Regions from separate parts of the Homo sapiens genome. Here region 2 is linked to region 1. Evidence: chromatin contacts called from ENCODE Hi-C data. All regions are on one chromosome and are shown on one strand. The core of a region is the stretch at or near the end of the contact, and the rest is flanking DNA. Distances in the headings are between cores, read along the strand shown. Region 1 overlaps SLC45A3 (solute carrier family 45 member 3). Region 2 overlaps AVPR1B (arginine vasopressin receptor 1B).

Region 1 (6,937 bases), core at 1,300-3,799:
CGTGCAGCAGGTACCTGTGGTTCCGCCTTCTCATCTCCCTGAGACTGCTCCGACCCTTCCCTCCCAGGCTCTGTCTGATGGCCCCTCTCCCTCTGCAGGCGTTCGGATGGGCAGCCTGGGGCTGTTCCTGCAGTGCGCCATCTCCCTGGTCTTCTCTCTGGTCATGGACCGGCTGGTGCAGCGATTCGGCACTCGAGCAGTCTATTTGGCCAGTGTGGCAGCTTTCCCTGTGGCTGCCGGTGCCACATGCCTGTCCCACAGTGTGGCCGTGGTGACAGCTTCAGCCGCCCTCACCGGGTTCACCTTCTCAGCCCTGCAGATCCTGCCCTACACACTGGCCTCCCTCTACCACCGGGAGAAGCAGGTACTCATTGGCCAGTGGGTGGAGTCAGGGTGGGAGGGGTGGTCTGGGTTTTTGGGAGGCCAACTAGCTCAGAACCTGGTATCTGGCAAGCAACTTTGGAGAATGCTTCTTTGAATCAGAGAAGAAGCTTATCCTAGCCCCAGGGCCAGAGGCTTGGGCTGCAGAACAGTGTAGATTAGATTCTGGGAATGACTTCCTGGGGTCAGGACTGTGTAGCACTTGAATGGATGATTGCAGGAAATGCAAAATACGATAGTGGGAATCCCGAAGGGTCAGGCCAGCAGGAGCCCTAGGCTTCTAGGCTGGTTGTTCTATGGAGAGGCAGGGCGCTGAATCAGATGACCCCTGGGCCATTCAGCCTCAGCAGACGGGAGTGGGAATGGTCCAGCCTTAGCAACACCTTTCTTCAGGGAGCAGCAACCTGACTTAGCCTGTATCCTACTCTGGTCTCTGAGATGGGGCAGGCTCCTTCCTACCCCCTTTCTTTCTGGCTTATTTTTCTTTTCTGTCTAATTCCCTTTTCTTTTCCTGCATCCCTCCTTTGCCTCCTTCCCTTTCTCCTTCCCCTTCCCCTTCCCCTGTGGCAGATATCTGAGCTTGACACCTGACCCACTCACTTGGGCACTGTGTAAGTTGTGGGGACCTCCTTCTTGGTTGGCCCTACACTAACCAGCCCCTCCAGGGGCCCCTTTCCTTGGGAAGCCACCTAACCCAGGTAGTGTGGTCATCCTTGTCCCCTCCACTGACCTCACTGAGCTACAAACCTGGGTGCTGGACTCTGCCTTGAGGGGCATGAAGTTGGGGTGTCCCAAGGGAGGAGGAGATGCAGGACTGCTCTCATAGAGCTCTCAGACTGTAGGGAAGACCTGCCCCTGCGTCTCGTAGCACTTGAGGAGAGGAGTAGGTAAGTTCGTAGCTGAGAGGCTGGTTAACTGAGTAGGTAGCTGCAGGGGTGAGAGGTATGGAGGGGAGGGGCTAAGGTTTTGGTTGGGGGAGCCTGGTCCCTGAGACCCCTGTTAGCCCACTGATAACCTTCTTCAGCCTTCACTCTTCTGCTTGCCTGGGCTGGGGGCAGGGGGCTGGCATCAGCGGCCAGGCCTGAGTATGTGCTGTCGTGCCAGGGAACGTTCTGGGGCTAGCCATCTTCTCCAGATGGAGGAGCATGTCTGTCCTCGGACCACTCCAGACTCCAACCTCAGCGGACATTCCTGGGGTGGCAGGCAGGGAGGAGAAGTCCTGGGAGGCCCCTTCCTAACAGCAGCTGATGGCAGACTTGGCACTGCACGCTGTCTGCCTGTTCCTTTGCCCACTTGTTGAGCTGCATGGTGAGCCGTGGGCTTCCCTGGTGTCAGGTTTGAGCTCTGCCATGGCTCCCACCTCGCAAATGCAGCCAACTCAACTCTTCTGGCATGGGGACAATGTTGGATAAGACCTGGCCTTGTCCTTAAATAGGAGGCTCTGGGCCATCAAGGGCAGGGGTTGGGGGGATGGTGGTCGACCAGTCACTCTGATCTAAGTCAGACAGCAGGAAGGAAGTGAGAAGCCTTCAACATTAGCACAGCTGGGGCTGGGGGAGGTGGGAAGAGGGACATTCCTCCTGCTTGGGGTCTACTGGATTCTCCCTGCCCCAAGGCTGGGGACAAGGGAGCTCATGGCAGGGCAGCTACCCTAGTGGCATCTGGGACCCCAGAGAGGCAGAGCTTCTCTGCACCGGGCAATGAGGATTTCCAGATGTCGGAGTGGAGGGCAGGCAGGAAGGAAGGTTAGGAGAGCCTGCGTGGGGTTTGGGCCATCAGGGGCCCTGCCTTGGCTTTTGTTCCTCTGTTCTGTGCATCTCTTACCACCGTCTTCATTCCCCCTGTGTCTTTTCCTTACCTTGGAGCTCTGTTCTCTCTGATCTGTGATATTGAGTTTGTCTGCCTCTTACCTGTTCTAAGAGGCTAGAGGAGACCTAGACTTCTGGGTTCACATTTGTCCCCGCCCTACCCCGTTACCCTTCTCCCACTCCTGAGGAAGGGTCCTGGTTAGACTTGGACCAAGTAGGGTCTCCATCTTCTCTCCTGCTCCTGATTCTCATGAAGTCCCATTGCCCCTGGGATGGAGGCAAGGGTCTGTTCTCACAGCTGGGGTGGTGCCAGTGCTGGGTACACACCTGTCCTCTTCCCCTTTTCTTCACCCCTCTGCCTTAGGTGTTCCTGCCCAAATACCGAGGGGACACTGGAGGTGCTAGCAGTGAGGACAGCCTGATGACCAGCTTCCTGCCAGGCCCTAAGCCTGGAGCTCCCTTCCCTAATGGACACGTGGGTGCTGGAGGCAGTGGCCTGCTCCCACCTCCACCCGCGCTCTGCGGGGCCTCTGCCTGTGATGTCTCCGTACGTGTGGTGGTGGGTGAGCCCACCGAGGCCAGGGTGGTTCCGGGCCGGGGCATCTGCCTGGACCTCGCCATCCTGGATAGTGCCTTCCTGCTGTCCCAGGTGGCCCCATCCCTGTTTATGGGCTCCATTGTCCAGCTCAGCCAGTCTGTCACTGCCTATATGGTGTCTGCCGCAGGCCTGGGTCTGGTCGCCATTTACTTTGCTACACAGGTAGTATTTGACAAGAGCGACTTGGCCAAATACTCAGCGTAGAAAACTTCCAGCACATTGGGGTGGAGGGCCTGCCTCACTGGGTCCCAGCTCCCCGCTCCTGTTAGCCCCATGGGGCTGCCGGGCTGGCCGCCAGTTTCTGTTGCTGCCAAAGTAATGTGGCTCTCTGCTGCCACCCTGTGCTGCTGAGGTGCGTAGCTGCACAGCTGGGGGCTGGGGCGTCCCTCTCCTCTCTCCCCAGTCTCTAGGGCTGCCTGACTGGAGGCCTTCCAAGGGGGTTTCAGTCTGGACTTATACAGGGAGGCCAGAAGGGCTCCATGCACTGGAATGCGGGGACTCTGCAGGTGGATTACCCAGGCTCAGGGTTAACAGCTAGCCTCCTAGTTGAGACACACCTAGAGAAGGGTTTTTGGGAGCTGAATAAACTCAGTCACCTGGTTTCCCATCTCTAAGCCCCTTAACCTGCAGCTTCGTTTAATGTAGCTCTTGCATGGGAGTTTCTAGGATGAAACACTCCTCCATGGGATTTGAACATATGAAAGTTATTTGTAGGGGAAGAGTCCTGAGGGGCAACACACAAGAACCAGGTCCCCTCAGCCCACAGCACTGTCTTTTTGCTGATCCACCCCCCTCTTACCTTTTATCAGGATGTGGCCTGTTGGTCCTTCTGTTGCCATCACAGAGACACAGGCATTTAAATATTTAACTTATTTATTTAACAAAGTAGAAGGGAATCCATTGCTAGCTTTTCTGTGTTGGTGTCTAATATTTGGGTAGGGTGGGGGATCCCCAACAATCAGGTCCCCTGAGATAGCTGGTCATTGGGCTGATCATTGCCAGAATCTTCTTCTCCTGGGGTCTGGCCCCCCAAAATGCCTAACCCAGGACCTTGGAAATTCTACTCATCCCAAATGATAATTCCAAATGCTGTTACCCAAGGTTAGGGTGTTGAAGGAAGGTAGAGGGTGGGGCTTCAGGTCTCAACGGCTTCCCTAACCACCCCTCTTCTCTTGGCCCAGCCTGGTTCCCCCCACTTCCACTCCCCTCTACTCTCTCTAGGACTGGGCTGATGAAGGCACTGCCCAAAATTTCCCCTACCCCCAACTTTCCCCTACCCCCAACTTTCCCCACCAGCTCCACAACCCTGTTTGGAGCTACTGCAGGACCAGAAGCACAAAGTGCGGTTTCCCAAGCCTTTGTCCATCTCAGCCCCCAGAGTATATCTGTGCTTGGGGAATCTCACACAGAAACTCAGGAGCACCCCCTGCCTGAGCTAAGGGAGGTCTTATCTCTCAGGGGGGGTTTAAGTGCCGTTTGCAATAATGTCGTCTTATTTATTTAGCGGGGTGAATATTTTATACTGTAAGTGAGCAATCAGAGTATAATGTTTATGGTGACAAAATTAAAGGCTTTCTTATATGTTTATTGGCATGTGTTTCTTTTAGGAGGGGGAAAGACCTGATCTTTCTACAACATTCTTAACTCTCAGTTCAGGGAGCCCTTTGGCTTTTGACAGCTTCACTTCCCAGTGGCCACCAGCAGGTGGAGGCATAGACCAGCACTCTTTGTGTCAATTGCCAATTGTGGGGGGTTGTGCTGCACCTTGGACTGGGGGGTTTCGGAGTTGGGGAGAGGGGGTCAGAAAGAGTCTGAAGTGTGGGGCAATGGTGGCATTTTCCTTCTAAAAGACCCCTGAGTAGGGATGGGCATGATGACTCACGCCTGTAATCCCAGCACTTTGGGAGGCTGAGGCAGGTGGATCACTTGAGGTCAGGAGTTCCGAGACCAGCCTGGCCAACATGATGAAACCCTGTCTCTACTAAAAATATAAAAAATTAGCCAGGTGTGGTGGTGCGTGCCTGTAATCCCAGCTACTCGGGAGGCTGAGGCAGGAGAATCGCTTGAATCCAGGAGGTGGAGGTTGCAGTGAGCCGAGATCGTGCCATTGCACTCCATCCTGGGTGACAAGAGTGAAACTCCATCTCAAAAAATGAAAAAAAAAAAAAAAACCCATAGTGTGGCCAGGAGATGGAACAAGCACCCATCACCCACAGCATGGGAATAGGGAATGCACTTGGCATGTGCACGATGAGGCTTTTGACCCCACTGTGCCTTGGTTCATGCCCCTTCCCCTCTCCTCCACCCTCGTGCCAGGTCCGGTCAAACTCAGAGTCTTCCCTGCCCTGCCATCTCCCCGATGCCTCCAACCTCGACTGGCCTTCCAGTTCCTTAAATTCCCAAGAGTTCAGTTCCGTTAATAACCTGTGCAAGGGCTTGTTTTACCTATTTTAAAAAAATGTTCTACATTTAACTTTTTTGTTACGGAAAATTTCAAATATACACAAGTAGGGAGCCAGATATAAAGAACCAAGCTGCAACAGTTATTAACATTCTGCTGCTTTGTTTCATCTTTCCCTTTCCCCCATCCCCTAGGGTATTTTTAAAGCTGGTGCCAGACAATTTAGTTTCACCTGTATATACTTCTGTATGTGTCTCTAAGAAATAGGACTGAATTTTTAACAACTTGATCACAATACCATGATATCCCACAAAGTATACAATAATTCCTTATCAATTATCCAGTCCATGGACAGTTTTCTCCAATTGCCTCAAAAATTCTTTGGTTGGTTTGAATCAGGAATCAACTGAGATAAACAAATTGTATTTAGTTGCTGTGTGTCTCAGGTTTCTCTTAATCTCTAACAGCTCCTCTATTCTTTCAGTGCTACTTATTGATGAACAATAATTTTTCCTACAGAATTGCCCCCATTCTATATTTGGCTGACCGTATCCTCAGAGTGGTGTTTAAGATGCTCCTCTTGAGCCAGGCACAGATGACTCACGTCTGTGGTCCCAGCACTATGGGAGGCTGAGCCAGGCAGATCACTCAAGCCCAAGAGTTTGAGACCAGCCTGGGCAATGTGGTGAAACCCCATCTCCACAAAAAATAAAAAGATACTCCTCTTTGTCCTCTTTTTTTTTCCCCTGTAAGCTAATAAGAGCTAGGAGGCTTGAATAAATTTAGATAGATTTATTTATTTATTTATTTATTTATTTATTTATTTATTTATTTATTTATTTATTTTTGAGACGGAGTCTCGCTCTGTTGCCCAGGCTGGAGTGCAGTGGCATGATGTCAGCTCACTGTAACCTCCGCCTCCCAGGTTCAAGCAAATTCTTGTGCCTCATCCTCCCGAGTAGCTGGGATTTACAGGCACGCACCACTATGCCCAGATAATTTTTTGTATTTTTTGGTACAGACGGGGTTAACCATGTTAGCCAGGCTGGTCTGGAATTCCTGACCTCAGGTGATCACCCGCTTTGGGCTCCCCAAGTGCTGGGATTACAGGTGTGAGCCACCGTGCCCAGCCAGATTTTTATTTATTTTTTGACAGGACTATTTCATAAGCGGAGCTGTGGAGATGGCATCATCTCATGTGGCACATCATGCCTCACTGTTCCACTTTCAGTGGGTTCAGGTGATGTCAGACTGACCCATCCATTATACGGTTTGTGGGTTTTTTTGGAGACGGGGTCTCACTCTGTCACCCCGGCTGAGTGCAGTGGTGCAATCATAGTTCACTACAGCCTCCACCTCCTGAGCTCAAACAATACTCTTGCCTCAGCCTCCCAAGTAGCTAGGACTACGGTGTGTACCACCACACCAGCTAGTTTTTATCTTTGTAGAGATGTTGCCCATGTTGGCCATTATAAAGTGTCTCATTAACCCTTCTCCTAAACCATTGATGATCATTGCCTAGATTCTATTGCATTAGATATGCAAATTTATGATTTTCTAGTTCTATCACTCCTTAATTACTTATTCGGTATGAGTCTTCCATAAAGAAAATGTTTTCCTCATTCATTATTTGATTATGCTAAAATATGGTTTGTATGGGAAAACTATGATAAATGCTTGATACTATCCCATCACTTACCAATTTTTGGAGTAATCAGATGATGCTCTAACAGCTACCAAAGGTGATCA
Region 2 (6,743 bases), core at 2,638-5,137, 450 kb before region 1:
CCTCTCTATCCCAGTCCTCTGAACGATTTCCGCCTATTTGCAAGCCTTCTCCCTGTCATTCTCAACGCTTCTCCTTTCTCTCCACCTCCCCTGCCACTCCATTTTATCCATCAAACCTCTCCACTTGCATCCACACCCTCCCTTCATCCTTCCCTCCCAGCAAACCTTGCTCATGGATTCTGGGCCTCTGTGGGATGCCAACCCCACCCCTCGGGGCACCCTCTCTGCCCCCAATGCCACAACACCCTGGCTGGGCCGGGATGAGGAGCTGGCCAAGGTGGAGATCGGAGTCCTGGCCACTGTCCTGGTGCTGGCGACCGGGGGCAACCTGGCTGTGCTGCTGACCCTGGGCCAGCTGGGCCGCAAGCGCTCCCGCATGCACCTGTTCGTGCTGCACTTAGCCCTGACAGACCTGGCCGTGGCGCTCTTCCAGGTGCTGCCACAGCTGCTGTGGGACATCACCTACCGCTTCCAGGGCCCCGACCTCCTGTGCAGGGCCGTCAAGTACCTGCAGGTGCTCAGCATGTTTGCCTCCACCTACATGCTGCTGGCCATGACGCTGGACCGCTACCTGGCTGTCTGTCACCCCCTGCGCAGCCTCCAGCAGCCAGGCCAGTCCACCTACCTGCTCATCGCTGCTCCCTGGCTGCTGGCCGCCATCTTCAGCCTCCCTCAAGTCTTCATTTTTTCCCTGCGGGAGGTGATCCAGGGCTCAGGGGTGCTGGACTGCTGGGCAGACTTCGGCTTCCCTTGGGGGCCACGGGCCTACCTCACCTGGACCACCCTGGCTATCTTCGTTCTGCCGGTGACCATGCTCACGGCCTGCTACAGCCTCATCTGCCATGAGATCTGTAAAAACCTAAAAGTCAAGACACAGGCCTGGCGGGTGGGAGGAGGGGGCTGGAGGACTTGGGACAGGCCCTCACCTTCCACCTTAGCTGCCACCACTCGGGGGCTGCCATCTCGGGTCAGCAGCATCAACACCATCTCACGGGCCAAGATCCGAACAGTGAAGATGACCTTTGTCATCGTGCTGGCCTACATCGCTTGCTGGGCTCCCTTCTTCAGTGTCCAGATGTGGTCCGTGTGGGACAAGAATGCCCCTGATGAAGGCAAGTGGGGTCTATGTGGGGGCAGTGAGGTGGGAGAGACAGAAAGAGAGGATGGGGGATTAGGTCAGGGTTACAATGCCTCCCAGGGCCAGGCAGGTGACAAACTAGTGGGGCAATGAAGGAAGATGGTGCCTGCTCCAAGTGAAAAGGGGCAGTTATGATTTCCATTCAGCCTACCGATGCCATGTCAGTATCTTTTACGTGAAATTTCCAGCTTTAAAAATTTTGGTAACTAACAATTTTAAAATACTAGGTGGTACTAATGAAATATGACCATTAGCACATTTGGCCACCAACTACTAGTTTGCTAGATGGGCTTTAAAATCATAGAATGATAGCAATTTGTGGCCCATGAACTTGCTCTCTCAGCCTTGTCCCTCCTGCACCTGGACATGCCTTTGAGCTCCTTCTCAACAGACACTTCCAGTTAATTAGGGTTGGCACATGAAAACCCTGAAATTTCCAGTTCAACCTCTTCATGTTACTAATGAGGAAACAGAGGCTCAGAGAGGAACTGTTACCAGCTGATGTGGTGAAGTCCCAGGTTCTTGGTGCCACGAACAAAGAATTGGATGTGACACACACAAATAGCAAAGTAGCAAAAGTTTATTAAGCACAGTAACACTCTCGGAGAGGGGAGAGTGGGCTAAGCTCTGTGAAATGAGATCGGCGTCAGTTTGGTGTACTTTGGGCCTTTTTATGTGTTTTTTTTTTCTCTTCCCCGAGCTGCCTAATCTTTAACCAGCATCTGGCTTTTGATTGATAGGTAGGTTGCTTAGTTACTTTGGCCCTTGTGCACTTGCACGTAACCTTCATCTCATAATTTTAAGTGCATGCATGCTATGCAGTACCTATGCATGAGCTTTAATGAGCTGATTCTCATATGGGGTCATTTTAGGGATACTTTTTCTCTTTAATATACATGCCCATCTCTGAGGAGCTGCCCCTTACTGGATTGGTCTGAATCTAGCCAACCATGGGGGCTCTTGACTCACTTCATATAACTTTTGTTTTGGCTCAGCTTCTGCTTCTTATCTTGCCTCTTGCTCACCCTCCTCTTTATCCTGCTTCTGCTCCTACTCATTCTGCTTTTTATCCAACCTCTAATTCCCTCTGCTGTTTTCCTGCCTCAGAACCATGACTTGCCCCAGGCCTCACAGCTAGGGAGTGACAAAGTGAAGAATAAAGCCCAGGTCTTCTGTCTCCTTGTCTTTTTCCTCAACCCCATTAATAACCCTGATTTTAAAAGTGGTTCTAAAAGGAGGGAGACCTTTCTCCTGTGTGAAAAACAACATGGGAACCTCTAAGAGGACTGTGCTACAGTTGGCACATGGGAGGCCTGGCTCTCATCATTTTTCTGGGGTGTAGTAGACAGTGTCCTCCTGAGCTTTAGACAGTGCCTGATGGTCTGGCCGTCCAGAGGTGAACTTGTTCTCAGGAAGGCAGGGGCTGTGTCTAGGCAGCCTAAGTGTTGGAGAGCAGTATTCAGAACAGCTGCTCCTGCTCCCCTAAGCAGGAGTGAGGCATGAGGACAAGTGCATGCTGACCTGTCTGGGTGGCTATGAAGAGGGGTGATTGTGCCCTGCAGTGCATCTCATAGTGTGCACAGCTCAGGATGTATAGTGGGTAACACCTGCAAGTGTCCTAGGCAGGCCCTGTGCACAGGTTCCTCTGGAAGCTTCCTGAGAGTTCACTAAGCAGCAGTCTCAGGCCACCAATTCCCACCAGTGGTCCCCTTCCTTTGTATTGTTGTTTCTGATCTCATTTTGCTCATCCCAGGACGTGCTTAAGCCAAATGCTTTGCTTTTCTGGAGAGATGAAATAGAGGAGAGCCATTCATGAATTTAATACAACCATGCAAGAGGCGTGCAAAAGTAATACCAAACTTCCTTCTTAATACAATATCCCTTCTTAATCGCCCTTTTGACATCGTCTGGGCAAGAGATTATTTGCAGATTATCCTTTAAGCAATGAGCAATTCTAATTAATTCTAGCCAACTGTAGGGACCTCCCTGCTCTAGCCAAGCACAGAATAGAAGGAAGGAGGGTTTCCTAGGCACAGGCACATTCAGCCCTCATGCTACTGAGGAGTGGCCTTCTGTATTTTAAATTTGAGTCACCTGAGACTCATAGAGGCAAAATAACTGGTCCAAAATGCCACTGCTAGTGAGAGATAGAGCTTGGGCTTGAATTGAGGTCTTTATGGGCCAAGCTTCATCCAGGTCATGGCTTTACTCCCAACATTGTGGCATAGCCAGTGGCACCGGGGTGAGATGGTCATCTGCCTCTTTATTGAGGAGAAGATGGTGCTCCTGCCACTCAGCCAGTGCAGACTTTCCTACTTGCCTGTAGTATCAACTATCATCATCAACCTGTCCCTCAACACCTCAGCCCTCACTTGTGTAGAGTGATTCACCACTTACCAAGGACCTCTCTGGGCAAGGAATGCATGGGACAGTGGGTTGTCCCAAAGGGTTATCTTACAGACAATGTGCTCCCAGAAAAATGAAAGCCCTTGGGGGAGAAATTCATTACTTTAAACTTGCTTTCCAGTACACACAGTTCCCCTCCTCTGCATGCCGGCCTGTTTGCCCCCTAGCCCCAAGTCTTTGGTCAGAGCCTGCTTGTTTCCTTGTCCCTGCCCCTGTCCCCGACCATCAGCTGAGTTTCTGGCAGGAGGCAACGGAGGCCAGGACTGGGTGTGGTAGATCCACCCTCAAGGGCTGGGAAGCACAGCCTCCACTGCCTCTGGCACCTGCTCTGCAGCACCTCCTCTGTGGCACGTCTCCAGCCCCTACCAAGGCCTGGCTCACGTGAGCCAAACCAAACAGGCACTTCCTAAATGAAGGAACCTGTGGAACTCCTTTGTCCCTGGCTTAATCTGGACACTAAATGCACATCGATGGAGCAGACAGGATGAATACTGTCCCCTCAGCCAAAGCCACTTCCCAAATCTTCCGCAACTTGTAGTTACACATTAACTAGGGAGCAGGCCAGAAACCAGGCAAAACGGAAGGAAGGCTGAGCTTGTTTTGGGGGCTTGTCCCTTGTGTTAGTCCATTTGCATTGTTATAAAGGAATACCTGAAACTGAGAAATTTATAAAGAAAAGAGGTTTACTTTGGCTTACAGTTCTGCAGGCTATACAAGTAGCATGGTGCCAGGCTGGGTGTGGTGGCTCATGCCTGTAATCCCAGCACTTTGCGAGGCTGAGGCAGGGGGATCAATTGATTCCAAGAGTTCAAAACCAGCCTGGGAAACAGTGAGACCTCATCTCTACTAAATATAAAAAAAATTAGCCAGGCATGGTGGCACACTGGTTCACCCCTCTGGTCCCATCTACCGAGGATGCTGAAGTAGAAGCATTGCTTGAGCACAGGAGGTCAGGGCTGCAGTGAGCCATAATCACACACTGCACTCCAGCCTGAGGGTCAGAGCGAGACCCTGTCTCAAAAAGAAAATTAAAAAGAAGAATAGTGCCGGCATCTGCTTCTAGCGAGGGCCTCAGGAAGCTTCCAATCATGGCAGAAGGTGAAGGGGGAAGCCAGCGTATCACATGGTGAGAAAGGACAAGACAGAGAAGGGAGAGGTCCCAGACTCTTTCAAACAACCAGATCTCATGTGAAACAACTGACCTGTGATCCAATCACCTCCCATCAGGCCCACGTCCAACACTGCGGGCTACATTTCAACATGAGATTTGGAGGGCACAAACATCCAAACTCTTTTTCTCCCTGTCTCTCTTTTTTTTTTCTTGAGATGGAGTCTTGCTCTTGTCACCCAGGCTGGAGTGCAATGGCGCGATCTCAGCTCACTGCAATCTCTGCCTCTCGGGTTCAAGCGATTCTCCCGCCTCAGCCTCCCAAGTAGCTGGGACTACAGGTGCACATCACCACAGCCGGCTAATTTTCCATATTTTTAGTAGAGACAGGGTTTCACCATGTTGGCCAGGCTGGTCTTGAACTCCTGACCTCAGGTGATCCATCTGCCTCGACCTCCCAAAGTGTTGGGATTACGGGCGTAAGCCACTGCGCCCAGCCGACATCCAAACCATATCATCCCTCTTCTACTTCCAGGTGCTTCCCACTCTACCTTCACTTCTGTTCCCTGAACCAGTCCATCCAGGCCCAGATACCTTTAGCTTCCCACTCCTATGACTCATGTTCTCTATCAAATGTTCTCGGCCTATGTCTTCCCTTCTCTTGAGCCATGAGTTGCCACATCCACGAGCATGCCCCTGGGACACGTGCACAAAGAGCCTGTGCATCTGAAGCTTTCACAGTGTTTTGCAGAGTAGGCAGTTGAGCTTTGCCTTTTATTTTACTGGTTGAAGCTCTGGTGGAGTATAGGATCTCTACCTTAGAGCTGAAAGACTTCGAGTTGCAGCTCTTACTAACTGTGCTATAAAAACTAGAAAGCTTACTTCTAAGGTTCCTTCCAGTTCTGAAATTGCTTTCAATGATTCTACAACCTCCACTGAAGAGTGAGGTGACTCAGTATGCCACCTATGCCATGGCTATAACCATGACAGATCCAGCAGGAGGCCAAAGCTCATCCTAGCAGCTTTCCTGCTGACATGAGGGTTTCATTTAGTCTTTAGAAAGAATATTTTGTCTGGAAGGAATCTTATAGCCTTGGCATCCTCACATTTTGACTGCCCAAGAGAGAAATTAGTTTTTCCCTGCAGAAAGGTACAGTTCCTAGGCACAATCTAAGAACACAGAACAAGTTCTGGTCTGGAGAGGGGTGCTTGGAGGCCCAGTATGTAAAAGCTGCCCCCTTGGCTGTAGGGGGCAATGATGGCATAGGTGTCGATAGGGCAGTCAGGCTCCATTGATTGCCCCATCAGGTCCCCAGCATAGAGTCAGGCAGAGTCGATGCCCACACACTCAATGACTGAATATAGAATGAGTGGGCCTGCCCCTGAGGGATAGAAGGAGACAGAGTCCAGGAGGCCATGTGAATCCATGATGTATAATGTAAGTGGGGATGGAGATGGGCGGGGCCTGAGCTTGGTTATTTTCCCTGCCTGTTTTACAGAAGTTGTCTCATTCTAGGTCTACAGCCATTAGGGGACTCAAGGTCTAGGTTTTGGAATAAAGTCAGTTTCTCCTATCTGGGCTGATCCTATCCCTGACAACATTCCTTCTTCTCAATTAAACTTGAAGGAAACCTCAGCTCCTACCTTCACCCTGCAGTTACACAACAAAAACAAACAAACAAAATCAGCATGGTAAGACTCTGGAGCCAGGAGTCCCAGGTTCAAGTCTCAGCTGTGTGTGTCTCTCTAATTATAGGACACTGAGTGACTCCTTTCCCCTCTCTAGGACTCAGTTTCCTCATCTGTTCCTCATCTGTGGGGCCTGGACGCTCTCCCAGGTCCCTTCGAGCTGCCATTCTGAGGCTTCTCATGCTTCTCTCTTGGTAGATTCCACCAATGTGGCTTTCACCATCTCTATGCTTTTGGGCAACCTCAACAGCTGCTGCAACCCCTGGATCTACATGGGCTTCAACAGCCACCTGTTACCGCGGCCCCTGCGTCACCTTGCCTGCTGTGGGGGTCCCCAGCCCAGGATGCGCCGGCGGCTCTCCGACGGCAGCCTCTCGAGCCGCCACACCACGCTGCTGACCC

Evidence for each region. Hi-C counts contacts between places; a loop is a spot of excess contacts on that map. Pooled maps may share reads with other maps.
Region 2: a map of cardiac septum shows a loop between it and region 1 (2.7-fold over the local background). The contact joins two enhancer-like sites. A Hi-C loop is called at or near these places in 15 of 168 maps with a recorded cell type or tissue (CD4-positive, alpha-beta T cell, CD4-positive, alpha-beta memory T cell, CD8-positive, alpha-beta T cell and 10 more), 6 of 37 single-sample maps with no recorded cell type and 27 of 50 pooled maps.

What each region holds. Positions count from the first base shown.
Region 1 is chr1:205,655,288-205,662,224 of GRCh38, reverse strand. It overlaps SLC45A3 (solute carrier family 45 member 3), which reads left to right. Exons shown (of 5, transcript NM_033102.3): 4 at 99-364; 5 at 2,554-4,374. The coding sequence ends at 2,991. Among named protein-coding and RNA genes, the nearest start is that of SLC45A3, 22 kb to the left of the region's middle. RefSeq lists enhancers at 1-240, 1,560-2,148. Within about 2 kb of position 2,549, at least 4 of the 41 ENCODE cell types and tissues checked have a DNase peak (open chromatin) inside an H3K27ac peak, as active enhancers do.
Region 2 is chr1:206,110,320-206,117,062 of GRCh38, reverse strand. AVPR1B (arginine vasopressin receptor 1B) reads left to right here. Exons shown (of 2, transcript NM_000707.5): 1 at 1-1,112; 2 at 6,540-6,743. The coding sequence starts at 173. Among named protein-coding and RNA genes, the nearest start is that of AVPR1B, 3.7 kb to the left of the region's middle. Within about 2 kb of position 3,887, at least 2 of the 41 ENCODE cell types and tissues checked have a DNase peak (open chromatin) inside an H3K27ac peak, as active enhancers do.